Linked DNA regions of Homo sapiens: region 2 is linked to region 1. Evidence: read pairs that join two places in POLR2A ChIA-PET (ENCODE). Cell type or tissue: GM12878. All regions are shown on one strand. Each heading gives the region's core, and the rest is flanking DNA. Links, peaks and the distances in the headings are about the cores only.

Region 1 (11,079 bases), core at 1-8,000:
AATTGTACATTTTAAAATAGTATAATTGTATTGTTTGTAACACAAGGATAAATGCTTGAGGGGATGGATACCTTATTTTGTATGATCTGACTATTACATATTGTGTACCTGTAACAAAGCATCTCATGTATCCCATAAATATATGCACCTATGTACCCACAAAAATTAAATTTAATAAAATGTATAAGACTTATATGCTAAAAACTAAAATGTATGTTAGAAAACTTAAAAATACTGCAAGATTTTTTTGAGGATTATTATTATTATTTTTTCTGAGACAGGATCTTGCTCTGTCACTCAGTCTGGAGTGACTGCAGCCTTGATCTCACGGGCACAAGTTATCTCCCACCTCAGTCTCCTGAGTAGCTGGGACTACAGGTATGCAACACCATGCCTGACTGATTTTTAATTTTTTTTTGTAGGGACGGGGTCTTGCTGTGTTGCCCAGGCTGGTCTCAAACCCCCTAGCTCAAACAGTCCTCCTGCCTTGGCCACCCAGAGTGCTGGAATTACAGGCGTGAGACACTGCACCCAGCCTGAGCATTATTTTTAAATTATAAAATGAGCGCAGACTTGTAGGAATTTTGAATAAAGGAGAAAAATACGTATACATTCACTACACTAAATTATTCCAAGGTTTGTATAATTTTTTGTTTTGTTTTGTTTTTGTTTTTTTTGAGACGGAGTTTTGCTCTTATTGCCCAGGCCAGAGTGCAATGGCATGATCTTGGCTCACCGCAACCTCCACCGCCCGGGTTCAAGCGATTCTCCTGCCTCAGCCTCCTGAGTAGCTGGGATTACAGGCATGCACCACCACGCCTGGCTAATTTTGTATTTTTAGTAGAGACAGGGTTTCTCCATGTCTGTCAGGCTGGTCTCGAACTCCTGACCTTAGGTGATCCGCCCGCCTTGGCCTCCCAAAGTGGTAGGATTACAGGCGTGAGCCACTGTACCCAGACTTTTTTTTTTTTTTTTTTTGAGACAGAGTCTTGCTCTGTCGTCCAGGCTGGAGTGCAGTGGTGGCGCAATCTCAGCTTAGTGCAACCTTTGCCTCCTGGGTTCAAGTGATTCTTGTGCCTGAGCCACTCGAGTACCTGAGATTACAGACATGTGCCACCATGCCCAGCTAATTTTTGTATTTTTAGTAGAGATGGGGTTTCACCACGTTGGCCAGGGTGGTCTCGAACTCCTGACCTCAGATGATCTGCCGAAAGTGCTGGGATTACAGGGGTGAACCACTGCAAATAAGTATTTATTGATCCCCTATCATTTGCCACAGCATTTGGTAGGTGCTGGGACTGTTTCTTCCTTGCCTTCCTTAAGGCTATAGTCCATTGAGAAAGACAGACATTTCTTTCTCGATGAAAAATCACGCAAATGAGTGTGTAATTAAAACTGTGTTAACTGATTTTGACAGGTGCATGGTACTTTGAAAATGTATAGTAGAGGTATTTGACCAATCTGGGGAGCCAAGAAAGATTTCTCTGAGAAAGTTATTCTTCTGAAGGATGAGAAGGAATTAACTAGGTGAAGGGGAATGTTGGGGAATCTTCCATTCATAAGAAGCAAGTATAGAGGCCTCATGACATTAAAGGAGTATGGCTGGGGCTTAAGAACTGTGAGAGAGCTTAGAAAGAGCAATCTGGCAGGAGGGCAGATAATACGGGACATACTTTGTAGACTATGTTAAGAGCAAAAATGTCCTAACTATAAAAATAGTGGGAAACCATTGAAATGGGTTTTTTTTTTTTTTTTTTTTTGAGACAGAGTCTCGCTCTGTTGCCCAGACTGGAGTGCAGTGGTGCAATCTCTGCTCACTGCAAGCTCCGTCTCCTGGGTTCACGGCATTCTCCTGCCTCAGCCTCCTCAGTAGCTGGGACTACAGGGGCCCGCCACCACGCCCGGCTAATTTTTTTGTAATTTTAGTAGAAACGGGGTTTCACTGTGTGAGCCAGGATGGTCTCGATCTCCTGACCTTGTGATCCGCCTGCCTCGGCCTCCCAGAGTGCGGGATTACAGGTGTGAGCCACCGTGCCCGGCCTGAAATGTTTTAAGTAGTGGAGTACTTTAAGATTTGCAGTTGAAAAGAAAACAGCTTTGGTGTGTAGAGATTGGAGGGGAACGGTGGTAAAAGTAAGGAACCCAGTTATGAGTCTGTTAAAATTGTCTACACGAGAGTTGTTGGTAGCTTGGATGGTGATAGTGGTGAAAATGAAAAGAAATGGAGAGCTTAAAGAGAGGTATAGGAGGTGAAATCAGTTGCACATAAGGATGAATTGGATATGAAAAATGAGGGAAAGAGAGTTAAAGATAACATCTTGGTTCTGTACAGGGCTGGAAGGTGTGTACTAGCTTTCAAGTCTGCCCCAACTCTTTTCTCAGGGCTCTCAAATTTGTGTGTGTGTGTGTGTGCGCACGCGTGCACATAGATCCCGCTGAGCAGGGTTATGTAGGAAGCTTGGGCCTATTGTGGTCTCTGCTGTGCATTTCAACAGCCTCTGACCATTCTGGGATATTTTGAGAGTTTATGAATCCTCCTATGGCTGTCTTATTTCATGGAGCTTCCTGATAAATCTCTGACTCATCTTCTCATTTGTTGCTTGTCTCAGGTAAGACCCAATGGCAGGCAATTGGCCACTAAGATTGGAGTAACGATACTCCACATCTCATCTGTTCCCTTCAGCTGTTGCAGTGCAGTGGTTGGTACTCATATTCTGTCCTTCCCTGGTTAAACTACTGGACTCATAGTTCAACCTGTGATTTGAACTGAGGAGTAGGGTACTGAATAGGGGAGTTGATCCTAGGTGTGAATCACAGAGACTCATGGTATTCTTACCCAAAGTTCAGTCGTTTTCATGAGTGAACATTTCTTAGTTTGTTTTATGCTTTTGGTCAGTTTCCAAGTGCTGAAATGGTTGTCTTGACTGTTTTGGGTTAGCTTTATAGTTTTCTTGAGAAGAGATTTGTCAACCTCCTTACATGGTCATGATGGTAACCACAAGTCCTTTTTTAGTTTGTTTATTGACTTAACACCACTCAGTGACTATTTTGAGTTTTCATCAAGGTATATAACTGTGTAATCACCTCCACAATCAAGATAGAGAACATTACCTCAAAAGTTACCCTCCTGCCCCTTACCAGTAATTTCTCTTCCTCTTCTGACCTGGCTCCAGGCAAATGCTGGTCTGTTTTCCTTTAACTGTTGATTAGTTTTTTTCTAGTTTCATACAGGTAGAATCATAGTTTGTAGTCTTTTAGACATTGCTTCTTTTGCTCACCATAATGTCTTTGAGATTCATCTGTGTCGTTGGATGCATCAGTAGTTTGTTCCGTTTTATTGTTGAGCAATTTTTCATTGTAGAGATAGGTCTCAATTTGTTTATTCACATGTTGATGGATATGTGGGTTATTTCCAGTTTTTGTCCCTTATGACTAAGGCTGCTATGATGAACATTCACGTCTTTATTTCTCTTGAGTAAATACCTAGGAATGAAATGGCTGGGTAATGTAGTAGATACATGCTTATTTTTTAAGAAACTCCCAAACTGTTTTCCAAAGTGGATGTACCACTTTATATTCCTTTTTTTTTTTTTTTTTTTTTGAGATGGAGTTTCACTCTTGTTGCCCAGGCTGGAGTGCAATGGCATGATCTCGGCTCACCGCAACCTCTGCCTCCCAGGTTCAAGCGATTGTCCTGCCTCAACCTCCCAAGTAGCTGGGACTACGGGCTCCTGCCACCATGCCTGGCTAATTTTTTGTGTTTGTAGTAGAGATGGGGTTTCACTGTGTTAGCCAGGATGGTCTCGATCTTTTCACCTCGTGATCCACCCGCCTTGGACTCCCAAAGTGCTAGGATTACAGGTGTGAGCCACCGTGCCTGGCCTTTTTTTTTTTTTTTTTTTTTTTTGGAGACAGAGTCTTTCTCTGTCACCCAGTCTGGAGTGCAGTGGTATGGTCTCGGCTCCTGAGTTCAAGCAATTCAATTCTCCTACCCCAGCCTCCTGAGTAACTGGAATTACAGGTGCATGTCACCACACCCAGCTAATTTTTGCATTTTTAGTAAAGACGGGGTTTCACTGTGTTGGCCAGGCTGGTCTCAAATCCTTGTCCTCAAGCAATCTGCCTATCTCGACCTCCCAAAGTGCTGGGATTACAAGTGTGAGCCACCATGCCCAGCCCACAAGTTGTCATTTCATCTGTTGATGGAATCTGGGTTGTCTTTGGTGTTTGACATTATGGAAAGAGCTGCTATGAACATACATATACAAGTTTTTGGGTGGTAATGTTTTCATTTCTACTGAGTAATTAATAGTAGTGGAATTGAAGCAAAGTTAAAAAGAGAAAAACAAGTTTTCCTGTACTTGGCTGACTCACTCCAAGGCCAGCAATAGGCAGGGCCCTGGCAGAGCCTTGATAACACTATCTGAAAAGCCAGAGCCCAAAGGAATGAGCTCCAGATACTCTCCCAGCACACTGCCCCCCACACCCCGCCCCAGAGTGAGGATAAGAAAAGAAAACAAATTCCTTTCTCATAACTATTTCTACAAATACCTGTGTTTCACAAGTTTTGTAAGTTCCTGTTTTCCCTACTGTGCAGCTGCATGATCACAAGCTATGCCTGCGTTGCGAGACCTGTCGCAATTTAATTAACTGCCTTTGTTCTGCTTCTGTAAGCCTGCTTGCCTGCCCCATGAGTTTCGCACTGTCACATTCCCACCGCACCATTCAAACTAGCCAACTCCCTTTCAGAAGTGTGTATAAAAGTCAAGCCCTGTCTTTGTTGAGGGCTCAGCCTTTGGATGTTAATCTGCTGGGCTGGTGGCCACCTAAAGAAAATCCTCCTGTTCCACGCATTGGTCTCTCCAGTCTCCAGATTCCTGCAACAGAATGACTGGCTTACATGACAGTTATACTTTTTTTTTTTTTTTTTTTTTAAAGAAACTGCCAGTTTTCCAAAGTGGTTATGCCATTTTACATTCCCATTAGCAGTATATGAGAGGTTCATTATATTCTGCATTCCTGCCCACATTTGTATTGTCACTATTTTCAATTTTAGCCATTCTAATGGATATACAGTGTTAGGCCATTGTAAATTTAATTTGTAATTTCTTGATGAATAATGATATTGAATATCTGTTTGTTTTTCCTTATTGGCCTTTAGTATATCTGCTTTTGTGAAGTTTGTTAATATCGCTTGCTTCTTTTAAATATTGGTTTGTCTTTTTTTATTTTTTCTTTTGAGATAGGGTCTCAGTGTGTTGTTCAGGCTGGAGTGTAATTTTTGGAATCCACCTAGAGATGTAAAGTGACATAGCCAGCCTCCCAGTGTTTATGTGTTTAATAAGCATGTTTATGCTGCATTACCCAAGTGTTTTTTACTATTTCATCCTTTTCACACTTTGATTTTTGTATACTTTCTTCTTTTTTTTTTTTTTTGAGATAGAGTTTCACTCTTGTTACCCAGGCTGGACTGCAGTGGTGTGATCTTGGCTCACTGCAACCTCTGCTTCCTGAGTGCAAGCAGTTCTCCTGCCTCAGCCTCCCAAGTAGCTGGGACTACAAGTGCCTGCCACCATTCCCAGCTAATTTTTGTATTTTTAGTAGAGACGGGGTTTCACCATGTTGACCAGGCTGGTCTCAAACTCCTGACCTCAGGTGATCCTCCTGCCTCAGCCTCCCAATGTGGTGGGATTACAGGCGTGAGCCACCGCGCCTGGCAGATTTTTGTATGTTTTCCAGTACACAAAATACATACATTAGTATTCATATAGTTAAAAAAGTAAATATACATATGTTGTGGTTGTGCCTTACAAATTATCAGTAGAGATACTTTATAATTATTAGACTTTAAGTCTTTAAGTTCTGGGGTACATGTGCAGAACGTACAGGTTTTTTATATAGGTATATTCGTGCCATGATGATTAGATATATTTTTAAAAGGTAAGAAAATATTTGTGCCTGGGCATGGAGGCTCACATCTGTAATCCCAGCACTTTGGGAGACCTGGGTGGGAGGATCACTTGAGCCCAGGAGTTCGAGACCAGTCTGGGCAATGTAGTGAGACCTTGTCTCTACAAAAAATAAAAAGTAAATTAGCTGGGTGTGGTGGCACATGCCTGTGGTCCTAGCTACTTGGGAGGTTGAGATGGAAGAATTGCTTGAGTCTAGGAGGTTGAGATTGTGGTGAGCCGTGTTGGCCTCATAAAGTGCTGGGATTACAGCATGAGCCACTGCACCCGGCCAAGAATTTTTTTTTTTTTTTTTGAGATGGAGTCTTGCTCTGTTGCCCAGGCTGGAGTGCAGTGGCACAGTCTTGGCTCAACCCCTGTCTCTGGGGTTCAAATGATTCTCATGCCTCAGCCTCCCCAGTAGCTGGGATTATAGGTGCACACCACCATGCCCAGCTGATTTTTGTATTTTTAGTAGAGATGGGGTTTCGCCATGTTGGCCATGCTGGTCTCCAACTCCTGATCTCAGGTGATCCACCTGCCTCAGCCTCCCAAAGTGCTGGGATTACAGGCGTGAGCCAACATTTCTGGCCCAATAATTGTTTGTATATTCTGGATACAAGTCTTTTGCAAGATAAATGTATTGCACATATTTTCTTCCATTCTATGGTGGCTTTTTGTTTTCTTTTTTGATACGGGGTCTTACTCTGTTGCCTAGGCTGGAGTGCAGTAGCATGACCACATCTCATTGCAGCTTTGACCTCCCTGGTTCAGGTGATTCTTCCACTTCAGCCTTCTGAGTAGCTGGAACTACAGGTGTGTGCCACCATACCCAGCTAATTAAAAAAAATTTTTTTTTTTTTATAGAGACAAGGCCTTGCTATTTTGCCCAGATTGTCATTCTGTGGCTTCTTAATGGTCTTTTTTTAAAGAGCAGAAGTTTTAAATTTCAATAAAGTCAAATTTATCAATTTAAAAAATTTCTTTATGTCCTAAGAAAGCTTTATTTACTTAGTCACCTTTTTTTTTTTTTAAACTGAGACAGGGTCTCACTATGTTGCTGAGGCTCGTCTTGAACGCTTGAGTTCTAGTGATCCTTCTGCCTTGGCTCCCCAAAGTGCTGGGATTACAGGCATGTGCCACTATTCCTGGCCAAATCTTGATAGTTCTACACTCTTTTGGGTCTTTCGCTCCTTTGAGAATTCAATAAAAAATATAAAAATTTTTCCAAGGAAGATACAGAAAAAACCAATTTTACACACAATTTTAGTTAATCCCCTGAAGCCAATCTATAGATTCTTTAAGGGCTTTTGGATTGACAGGTTAAGAACTCTTGGCTGGCAGTTCTCTAAGTATTAATCTATCTCTTCTTTTGAGATGAGGTCTCACTCTGTTGCCCAGGCTAGAGTGCAGTGGCGCCATCATGGCTCAATGCAGCCTCCACCTCCCTAGGCTCAGGTGATCATGCCACTTTAGCCTCTCAAGTAGCTGGGACTATAGGTGTGCACCACCACACCTGGCTAATTTTTAAAATTTTTTTGTAGAGGTGGGGTCTTTCTTTTTTTGAAACGGAGTCTCGCTCTGTCTCACAGGCTGGAGTGCAGTGACACAATCTCGGCTCACTGCAAGCTCTGCCTCCCAGGTTCACGCCATTCTCCTGCCTCAGCCTCCCGAGTAGATGGGACTACAGTTGCCTGCCACCACGCCCGGCGAATTTTTTGTATTTTTAGTAGACTTGGGGTTTCACCGTGTTAGCCAGGATGGTTTCGATCTCCTGACCTCGTGATCTGCCCGCCTCGGCCTCTCAAAGTGCTGAGATTACAGGTGTGAGCCACCGCGCCTGGCCTTTTTTTTTTTTTTTTTTTTGAGACGGAGTTTCACTCTTGTTGCCCAGGCTTGAATGCAATAGTGCCACCATGCCTGGCTAATTTTGTATTTTTAGTAGAGATGGGATTTCTCCATGTTGGTCAGGCTGGTCTTGAGCTCCCGACCTCAGGTGATCGAGAGGCAGTCTTTCTGTGTTGCCCAGGCTGGTCAGATCTGTCTTCTCAATTTGCCAGATTTCATATTCTTTCCCCTCAGTTGTCTTTGCTGTTTCTCCCCAAAGAGATTTGCTCTTTGGGTAGTCTTCATTATGGTAGTAGCAGACCTGAATCTAAAAAGGTAGAGTAAGGTGAATTAAAACTGAGGCCGGGCTTGGTGGCTCATGTCTGTAATCCCAGCACTTTGGGAGGCTGAGGCAGGTGGATCACGAGGTCAGGAGATCGAGACCATCTTGGCTAACACGATGAAACCCCATCTCTACTAAAAATGCAAAAAAAATTAGCCGGGCGTGGTGGCGGGCGCCTGTAATCCCAGCTACTCAGGAGGCTGAAGCAGGAGAATGGTGTGAACCTGGGAGGCAGAGCTTGCAGTGAGCCGAGATAGTGCCACTGCAGTCTGGCCTGGGCGAAAGAGCGAGACTCTGTCTCAAAAAAAATAAAAATAAAAATAAAAAATAAAATAAAAAATAAAACTGAGGACTTGATTAGTCATGATGGCTTGTGCTTCTAATCCTAGCATTTTAGGAGGCCAAGGCAGGAGGATCGTTTGAGGCCAGGAGTTCAAGACCAGCCTGGGCAACACAGCAAGACCCCCATCTCTTTAAAAAAAAAAATTAGCTGAGTGTTGTGGTGTACTCTTGTAGTCCTACCTACCTGGGAAGCTGGGGCAGGAGGATTCTTTGAACCTAAGAGTTACAGGTTGCAGTGAGCTATGATCATACACATTGCATTCAAGCCAAGGCAACAGAACAAGCCCCTATCTCAAGAAACAAAAACATAAATATAAAATCTATTTATATTAGAAATATGGCAACATTTGTACAAAGTTGCATGTGTTTTTTCCATTTCTGTTACAGTTTGGGGTTTAGAAAATTCACTTCTTGCGAATTAATATAAAATTAATTTATTTTAGGAAGTACAAATATGTCATCTTATTTGTGTTTTAATTTGTGTAATGGTAACTTGATAGGTTTTTAACCTTTTCCTGCTGCTATAACAGAATATCTTAGACTGGGTAATTTATAAACAATACAATTTTTTTTGTTCACAGTTCTGAAGTCTGGTAAATGTAAGATCAAGGTGCCTGATGAGGGCTTGCACTGTGCTTAAAAGATGGGACCTTCTTGCTGTGTCTTCACATGGCAGAAGGGTAAAAGGGGCAAACAGGTTCTCTTAGGCCTCTCTTATAAGGGCACTAGTCCCATTCATGAGTGCTGTGTCTTCATGACTTCCCTAAGTCCCCATTTCTTTCTTTGTTTTTGTTTTTTTTTTTTGTAACAGAGTCTCGCTCTGTTGCCCAGGCTGGAGTGCAGTGGCTCGATCTCGGCTCACTGCAAGCTCCACCTCCCGGGTTCACGCCATTCTCCTGCCTCAGCCTCCCGAGTAGCTGGGGCTACAGGCTCCCGCCACCACGCCTGGCTAATTTTTTTGTATTTTTAGTAGAGACGGGGTTTCACCATGTTAGCCAGGATGGTCTCGATCTCCTGACCTCATGATCTGCCTGCCTCGGCCTCCCAAAGTGCTGGGATTACAGACGTGAGCCACTGCGCCTGGCCCCAGGCCCCATTTCTTACCAACACATTGGGGATTAGATGTCAGCATATGAATTTTGGAGGGACACAAACATTTAGACCATAGTGGATAGGTCATATCTAGTTATCTAGTGAGATGTTACTGCTTTAGTATGAATTTATGTATACTTAAATAATAACTAGCTACCTCTGCATTGCATATGCAATAAATATTCTGTTAACTGTATTTAAATACAGAAGTTAAAAGTATATTTCTTTTTTTTTTTGAGGCAGGGTCTTGGTCGGTTGACTAGGCTGGAGTGCAGTGGTGTGATCTTGGTTCACTGCAACCTCCATCTCCTGGGTTCAAGCAATCCTGCCCCAGCCTCTCCAGTAGCTGGGTCTGCAGGCATGTGCCACCACACCCAGCTAATTTTTGTATTTTTAATAGAGATGGGGTTTCACCATGTTGTCCAGGCTGGTCTCAAACTCTTGTCCTCAGATGATCCTCTCACCTTGGTCTCCCAAAGTGCTGGGATTACAGACTTGAGCCACTGCGCCTGGCTAATTTTTTCATCTTTGTAATTTCTTGTTCTTTAGTCATTAAAAATATGCATTAAATGCAGAAAAGGACGTTTGTGTGTCGAGTTTTATCATGGGGAATGATTTTGTAAATTGTAAGCATCTGTGTGTGTATGTTGTTACTATCCCTTAATTTAGAATTTTTTAATCCTTTAAGTGTTTTTTTTAGAAAAACTTTAATGCTAGTATTGTACAGACTACTTCTGATAATAAGATGTAACAACCCCCTTAGGAGTAATTGAATGGTTTGAGAAGTTTGTTACAAAGTTAAGGTGGCTTTATTTAAATCTGTGATTGAGTCAGTGATTCTCTGCTCTGGCTGTAAAATAAAATCATCCGGGGCTCCCCTTTTTAAAAAATTGAGGTAAAATTCACCTAACAGGCTGGGCACGGTGGCTTACCCTGTAATCCCAGCACTTTGGGAGGCCAAGGTGGGTGGATCATGAGGTCGAGAGATCGAGACCATCTTGGCCAACATGGTGAAACCCCATCTCTACTAAAAATACAAAAATTAGCCTGGCGTGGTGGCACATGCCTGTAGCCCCAGCTGCTTGGGAGGCTGAGGCAGGAGAATTGCTTGAACCCGGGAGGTGGAGGCTGCAGTGAGCAGAGATCGCACCACTGCACTCCAGCCTGGCAACAGAGTAAGACTCTGTCTCCAAAAAAAAAAAAAAAAAAAAAATTCACCTAACAAAATCTACCATTTCAGTCATTTTAAGTGTACAATTTGGTGGCTTTTAATAAATTCACAGTGTTGTGCAATTACCACTTTCTAATTCCAGAACATTTCTATCATCCCCAAAATAAACCTTATATCCATTAAGCAGTCATTGTACATTTTCCCCTATCTCATCTTCTGGTAATCACTAATCTGCTTTCTGCCTATGGATTTGCCTATTCTGGATGTTTCTTATAAATAGAATCATACAATATGTGCCTTTTATGTCTGGCTTCTTTCGCTTGGCATGTTTTCAAGGTTCATCCATGTTGTAGCAT
Region 2 (8,000 bases), core at 1-8,000, 62 kb after region 1:
GAATGCTTTTGTTTCTTTTTTTATTTTTATTTTTTGAGACAGAGTCTTGCTCTGTCGCCCAGGCTGGAGTGCAGTGGCACGATCTCGGCTCCTGCAAGCTTTGCCTCCAGGTTCATGCCATTCTCCTGTCTCAGTCTCCCGAGTAGCTGGGACTACAGGCGCCTGCTACCACGCTCGGCTAATTTTTTGTATTTTTAGCAGAGATGGGGTTTCACCATGTTAGCCAGGATGGTCTCGATCTCCTGACTCATGATCTGCCCACCTCGGCCTCCCTAAGTGCTGAGATTACAGGCGTGAGCCACCGCACCTGGCCGAGGGAATGCTCTTTAAAGGTAATGTTTGAGGGGAGAAGATTGACTACGTTGATCTAGACTAGAACAAATGCACGTTGCCTTTGCATTTACTTTCTGGAAAATGTATCTAAGGCCAATTGTGTTAGACACCTAGGGAGAATAAAAGCCCCCATTTACTCATTCAATACGTATTTATTGTATACCTACTATATAACAGATACAGTGAGCAGAATATACAATTAACAGAATATAAGTCCCTGTTCTCATGGAGCTTATTTTCTAGTAGTGGGAGGCAGACAAGAAAACAGTAAATATACAATATTTCAAGTGGTGATAAGTACTTTAGAGAAAAAAGTAAAGCAGAGGGAGAGGGGAATAGGGAATACCGAGGTCTCAGGAGGTAGCAATATAAAATAGGTGATCAGGGAAGGTCTCCTTGAGAAGATGACATTTGAACAGGGGCCTAGAGTAAGTGAGGGAATAAACTAAGAAGATTGTGAGGTGGGGAGAGTGCTACAGGTAGAAGGAACAATAAATGCAAAAACCCTGAGGTGTGAACAGGTTGAATGTGGCTGGATTAGAGTAAGTAAGGGAGAGATAAACAGTGAAACCAGAGAGGTAACGGGGAGGAGTGCAGATGGACAGAGCACAGGGTTCTTAGGCCATAATAAGGACTTTGGCTTTTCCTTGAGCAAGGGAGGAACCACTGGAGGGACTTGAGCAAAGAATAATATTTAAGCAAAGGATCACTCCACTCTGGTTGCTACTATGTGGACAGTAGATTACTGGGTTGTGGGACAAGGGTGAAAGCTGGGAAAATAGAGTCAATATTTTGTTTTTGGCACTATGATAAAGTAGAAGAAATGTCAGTTTTAGAACTAGGCAGCTCAGCTGTAATATTTCCTAACTGGCTAATATTTGACAAGTTATCTCTTTCAGGATCAGGTTCCTCATTTGTAAAATTAGTATGAGGATTGCCATGAGAATCACAGACACTTTGTAAAGTACCAGGCATTGTGACTAGCATGTAATAGGTATGCAATAAATGGTGGCTGCTATTATTATTGACTGTGCTTTCCTATCTGTGTAGTCTTTCTGAGGTCTGTGTTTCTGTGTGATGGTGAGACATAAAAGATAAGCCACTAGTTGGGTAGAACTAAGGAAAAGAAGAAAGGCAAAGCATAAGAGTCAAAGGGGTAAGAATAAGTTAGGGAGAAATAGATTATAGGAGAGTTAGGGAAGCTGAAGGCATTAACTGTATACACTTTGAGTCTAGATAGAGGGTGTGGCTTAGAGTCAGGATACTGCTAGGAGTGGACTTTCTCTTCGGGGATATCTCCTGGAAAAATAATGGTGGATGGGTGGGTAGGTAGGAGGAGGTAGGAATTCTTATTATAGATATGCCTGAGAGTTAACAGAGAAGGACCAAGGCCTAAAATAGGCTTGACTTGTGACTAAGCAAAAATGTGTAAGACCTCAGTATCTCTAAGTAAAACTTATTTCTTAAATTAGACAAAGTTGGGACTTGTTCTGTTCTATATATGCCTACCTAAATGTAATTTGTACCCTGTCCAGTCTTCTCACTTATATTAATGTGGCCTTTGTGGTACCCAGGATAATTAAGTATATTGCTGCATTGCTACTGGTACGTAGCTACTGAGATATTGACAATTGTGAAATAGCCTAGGTTTCATAGAAGTAATAAGGATTTTGGGGACAGACTGACCTGTGGGGATATATACAAATCAAATATGGGCCCTGATCTCACTGACATTTCAGTTCAATTAGGTAGATAAGACATGAACATGCATAACTGTAATGCAAGGTCAGAACTACTAAGGGACATACAAATAAAAATACTGTAGTGTTTCAGAGGAAATACAATTAGAGATTGAGAGGGGAGGGTATTAATGTAAGAGAACGGTAGGCTAAAATCACATAAATAGAAAAATGTGAAGAGTGTGTAGGAAAGAACAAGCAATTCAGTGTAGTTATAGTGTGGGCATTATGAAAGGAAATGGTGGGCAGTTGGAGAATGACAAATGTAACTTGAATCATGTGGGTTAACATTTGTATGAATTATGTGGGTCTACATTATGGAACAGCATTTTTTTCAACTCAAATAATTATTGGTGAGTGTTACTAAAATAATTATTTGTGTGTTTACCCCCCTTGTGGTATATAGGACTCTTGGATGCAGGTGTTGGAAATATGATTTCAGTAACCTTAAGCAAAAAAACCAAGTTAATGTGTGTAATAATTGGCAAGTCTGGTTAGGGCTTAGGCTGAGCTGGATCTGGGAGCTCAGATAATGTCTCTCCATCTTTGAATCCAGTGGTCTCTGTTCAACAGATGGCCTCTTCTTAAGGGACAAGCAAAATGGCTGCCAGCAGCCATAGCTTTTAATGGAAAGAAAGAATTTTTTTTTCCCTCAGACCATAGGTTAGTCTAGAGGAAGACTCTGATAGGCCTTTCTTGATTGAAGTGTCCACTTACGGTGTAGTCACTGTAACCAAGTAGATGGGTACAAGTCAGAACAAGTAAAGGAAAACCCTTTTACTAACTATGAGAAATTCTGTTAGTATCTGTCAGAAAATTCTGTAAGTCACAATAACAGAAAACATCATTAACAGTGGGTTTAACACGTGGGATTTCTTTCTCCTCACGTCACAAGTCCAGAGTGAGGCAGTTGGCTCATTGACATAATTGAGGATCAGGCTTTTGCCTTTGGTGCTACAGTCATAAACTTGTGGCTTGATTCACGGTTTCAAGATACCCGTTGCATCTCTAGGCTTCTCATGTATGTTTGAGGCAGGAAGACGGAGAAAACGTAAAGGGACATGACTGCTTACTCTGACTCCTTTGATCTAATACTCATTCCTGCATTCTCATGGAATTTGAGCTTATTCTAAATTATGGTTGAATTAAGGCAGTTCTAAATTTAGTGTTTGTTCATACCTCTAAAGTGTTTATATGTCTTTTTCTATATAAAATTATTTTATCTCTAAAGTCATTGATTAATTGCTTTTTATAGTGGTTCACCTTAAGATTTTTTCATATCCTGCTGTTAGTGAAATATTGTGCTGGATGCTGAGGGTAGGGAGGAGGGGCCTAAAAGACCCAAAAGATGGTAAGGGATATAATACAGATCTGAATAGGATCTCAAATTTATACTCAGAGAGTTTACAGTCCAGCAAGGGAAACAGACTTGGGTATGACTATGTATAGTACAACTCAGTCGAAATGCTAAGATGTAAGCACTAACCACCCACAAAGGAAGGTATTAAATCTGATTGGTGATTGGTGGAGTAAGGGAGGGCTTCTTGCTTAATTGTTCCCCTAATATTGGGCATGACTTTTTTTAACCTATTTTTTTTTCTATTAAAGATAAACATCTAGGGTCAGTCATGGTAGTTCACACCTGTAATCCAAGCACATTGGGACGCTGAGGTGGGAGGATCAGTTAAAGCCAGGAGTTCAAGACCAGCCTGAGCAACATAGGAAGACACTATCTCTGCAAAAAATAAAAAATTAGCTTTGTGTGGTGGTACATGCCTGTAGTCCCAGTTACTTCGGAGGCTGAGGTGGGAAGATCACTTGAGCCCAGGAGTTGGAGGCTACAGTGAGCTGTGATTGTGATTGCACCACTCCACTCCAGCCTGAGTGACTGAGCAAGACCCTGTCTCAAAAAAAGAAAAAAAAAAAAATCTAAACTAGCAATGAGCCTTGTAATGTAGTTCTTTAATATGGATTACTAAAAGTGTAATTACTAGATTATATGTATAAAGTTACCAGTAGCTTATGAGAGCATTCCTTTTGCCTCCAAATACTGAGGGATATTCTTTTAAAAAATATATGGCATAGTAATAGATAGTAACCAATGGCATTTCATTGTACTTCATGTTTCTTTGATTAGTAGTGAAGTTGACATTTTTTGTTTTTTAAAAAGTCAATTTATATTTCTTCTTCGAAGAAGAATTCTCTGAAGTTTGCCTCAGTGTCTGTTGGGATCTCAGTATTGTTCTTATAGTTTATACAAGTTCTTTATAAGTGATTTACTTTTTGCCTCGAAGGTGCTTTCCAGGGTTTGTTTCACTCACCCGTCAGTTCTCACAAAATTTCCAGATTTATGCAGCCTGGGCCAGCAGCCCCCTTCTTGTGTGAACACTGCCAAAGCTTTTATTTCTTGAAGTAGAAGCAGTGCTGATCCTGCAGAAAGGTCTAATCGGTGTGAACAGAAGTGGCACTGATGTGGGGAAAAGAGTATTCAAATCCATGTGGAATTGAGAGGGTGGGTGGGCAGCAAGTAGAAAGGATAAAGAAGTCATTGCCTCCATGCTGTTCCATTCCTGTAAAAAAAAAAAAAAAAAAAAAAAGCATTGCTATTGCTGACTGGATGAAGAAGCTAGAGATAGAATGAAGAGGAGGTGCGGCCTGGTCACCGGGGGTCAGCAGGGGCTGGATGCCCAAAGTATTAGGTTTAAAGGAACTGGGATGTATCTCCAGAGCAACTGGGAATTTAAAAAGGTACCTTCTTCCACTGAATAGAAAAGTAATAGAAATGAAACCAACGAGTGAAATACATGTATTTTGCTATATTTATTCTTTCTGGTAGGTTGCAAGAGCAAGCACTTTCCCTCCCAGTATTAGGATTCGGCTGATACATATCTGGGATTCTGCTGATGTTTGTCTGTCTGTCTGTCTGTCTGTCTATCTGTCTATCTATCTATATCTGTCTCCTGTTTTTATATTTGCCGCCCCCCCGTATTACATCATAAACGTCATCTAACATGCCGTTTGAAATTATTTATATTCATGACATTGCTTATAGTTTTTAACTTTCACAAATAATACAAAATGTACTTAATTCTTTTTCCTTGCTGTGGGAATATTTTTTGACAGAGGAAACCAAAGTGACAGGAGCAGCTTATAAAACAAAATGCAAAGACATTTAAGGAAGGATGTTTTGGAACAGATTCTGGGCACTAGGTCTTATCAGCTATAAAGTAGATTCTTCTTTAGTCGGCTTCACCCTAGAACTGTTCAGTGTTTTCTGGAGAGGACATTATCTTATTTGAATGCCCACAGTACTGACGTACATACTCTTAGCTACTGAATGAACTTGTAGACCAGTGTTTCCACCCCAGACTTACGTTACACTGCATGCATTTTACTCCTCTGGGATTAATAATGTAGGAGCTCCTCTCTGCAACCCCTGTGGTCTCAGTTGTCTTCTTTTTTTGTTTGTTTGTTTGTTTTTTAGAGATGGATTCTCGCTCTGTCGCCCAGGCTGGAGTGCATTGGTGCGATCTCGGCTCACTGCAACCTCTGCCTCCTCGGTTTAAGCAGTTCTCTCCCTCAGCCTCCCAAGTAGCTGGGATTACAGGCAGGTGCCACCACGCCTGTATTTTTAGTAGAGGCGGGGTTTCACTATCTTGGCCAGGCTGGTCTTGAACTCCTGACTTCGTGATCCATCTGCCTTGGCCTCCTGAAGTGCTGGGATTACAGGCATGAGCCACCGCACCCGGCCTTCAGTTGTCTTCTAACAACTTTTGTTCAACTTTTCTGTGGAACATTTCCTCATGTCAGCTCCACTAGGTTGCATTGATAAAGTTGCTGTATGATGTAGCATATGAAATGGCAGCCTGACTGCAGTGTACGTCTGCATGAATTCTCAGTGCTTTTACACTTCCCATCTTGTTCCTCTCTTAATATTGACTTTGCCTTCACTTCAGTTATCCCTATTCATTGTACCTTCATGCTAAGGAGCCCCCCACCTCAGGATTTCTCTTAGCAGTTTTCTTCTGCCAGATGTGCTTATTCCTTCCTTGAAAAATAAAATAGCTCTTTTTAACACCTGAGTTAATACCCAAAGCATTATGTGTTAAAGGAATATTAACAGCAAAAACCATTTTAGAGAAGTTCTTCACTTCATGATCTAGTCACACTTTTAAATTCAGGCATCTAGAGCATTTCGAGAAAGATAAAAGTTCAAGAAATTAATACTAGATCAGTGATCTCCATTGGAACTATCTTAGAGCCACAATCAAGACTATAATTATCTATTAATATAAGGATAAGTTTTTGTTATCTCCATTTTACTGATGATGAAATTAATATTAGAGAACTTTAGCACTTGCATTGTCAGGCAGTAAGCAGCAGAGCCAAGGTCCAGAGCTAGCATTCATTACTGTGTTCTTTCTGCCTTCCATGTGTAGAGCTGGGACACACAGGGGAATGTTTGAGAAGACCGTGGAAGCCTCAGTCGGTTTCAGGAAAGCAGAATGCTATAGTCTTTTACCTCTGAGTGCAAACATGAATTCTCATCTCATCAGAATTGACCTTGTCAGATTTTCAATTACCTAGAATAAATGGTTTGATGGATTAGACTCTTTGCTGGTGAACAGCGTCCATGTGACATAGTTGCCTCTGTAAACCTGTGAGTGCAAAGTCAAAAAAAGATCAGATGAACATTACTTCTTTCTGGTGATAGCTGTGGAGATTGACCATGCATAGACTGATCTCTAAGGAGTTTTCTAACGGCCGTATATAAAGGAAATGCTTGATAACAAGATAATATTTTCTGTTAAGTAAAAGGATTTAATTTGCCGCATCTTTATAAGCCATGCTTAACATTAAGCAACATTAGCTACCATTTATGAGCACCTGCTATATACCAGTAACAGTGCTTTTTGTATATTGTTCTAATCCTCATAACAGTCTTTTGAAACAGGTGTTATTTCACTTATAAAAGAGGAAGCTGAACTTGATGGGGAAATAATTTCCCCAAGATCACGTACCTAGAAAGTGACAAGAGCTAGGGTACACCAAGTTTAACTCAAAAGCTAGTAATCTGTGCTCTATAGAATCTTCCATGAATGTTCAGATTTTTTTGAAAAAGTATGTTTCAGGATACTAAATCCAATATGGTGGTCAATATATTTTTTAATAATTTGTGGTAAAACTGTGTGTTTGTATAAAAAGAAGATAAAGGTAATATAATTTTGAGAATAAAGGCCACCTCTGGGGTGGGGGATGGGGTGGAGGCAGAGAGATGGAATCCAGAAGAAGCATATAGTTGGCTAATCAGTTTTGGCAATATTCTAGTTCCTAAGTTGGGTAATGGGTTCACATATATATTCTTTTGTACATATTACATTATAAAACCTTTTAAAGAATTGTATGTTTCTGTTATGCACCACTGTCATCCATTACGTTTTCAGAAGAACCTTGGTAAACATTTACTAGTGAAGTTCAGACAAATTCAGTCTTTTCTCCATATGAAACTTACTTACTATTATCTTTATTTAGGTTCTGATGACAATATCCAGTGTGATTTGACTGCCATTGATGATTCTTTAGAAGGAGGGCTCTTGTGGTTTTTTCCTAGATCCTTATCTTTGTCACCTGATTTTCATACCACTTTCTTCAAAAGACAGTGGCTAGTTTATCTTTGGTATTTGTCTTGCAAAAGGACTTTGTGTGTGTGTGTTTTACTTTTAATTACCAAAAATTTCAAACTTAAAAATTGAGAGGATAGTAGTACTCTGAACCCCCATATTCTACCTAGTCATTCATCAACTCGTGGCCACTGTTGTTTCATATGTATTCTATCCATAACTCCCATCCTGGATTATTTCAGATTATATCTCAGATAACTTTTTTTTTTTGAGACGGAGTCACTCTCTCACCCAGGCTGGAGTGCAG

What was found. ChIA-PET counts read pairs that join two places held together with the same protein. Peaks named below come from ENCODE experiments on the same cell type or tissue, not always from the same donor. Only the 100,000 strongest peaks of a DNase experiment are listed, where the experiment ranks them.
Region 2: POLR2A ChIA-PET joins it to region 1 with 5 read pairs; 7 of 35 experiments call an interaction of 5 or more read pairs at or near these places.

Annotation. Positions count from the first base shown.
Region 1 is chr5:176,988,366-176,999,444 of GRCh38, reverse strand. All of the region lies in intron 1 of UIMC1 (ubiquitin interaction motif containing 1), which reads left to right. Among named protein-coding and RNA genes, the nearest start is that of UIMC1, 13 kb to the left of the region's middle. In GM12878, for the core only: no CTCF peak of the experiment used is centred there; DNase peaks (open chromatin) are centred at 3,064 and 4,674; H3K4me3 peaks cover 1,905 bases; H3K27ac peaks cover 3,410 bases.
Region 2 is chr5:176,929,528-176,937,527 of GRCh38, reverse strand. All of the region lies in intron 10 of UIMC1 (ubiquitin interaction motif containing 1), which reads left to right. Among named protein-coding and RNA genes, the nearest start is that of HK3, 34 kb to the right of the region's middle. In GM12878, for the core only: no CTCF peak of the experiment used is centred there; no DNase peak of the experiment used is centred there.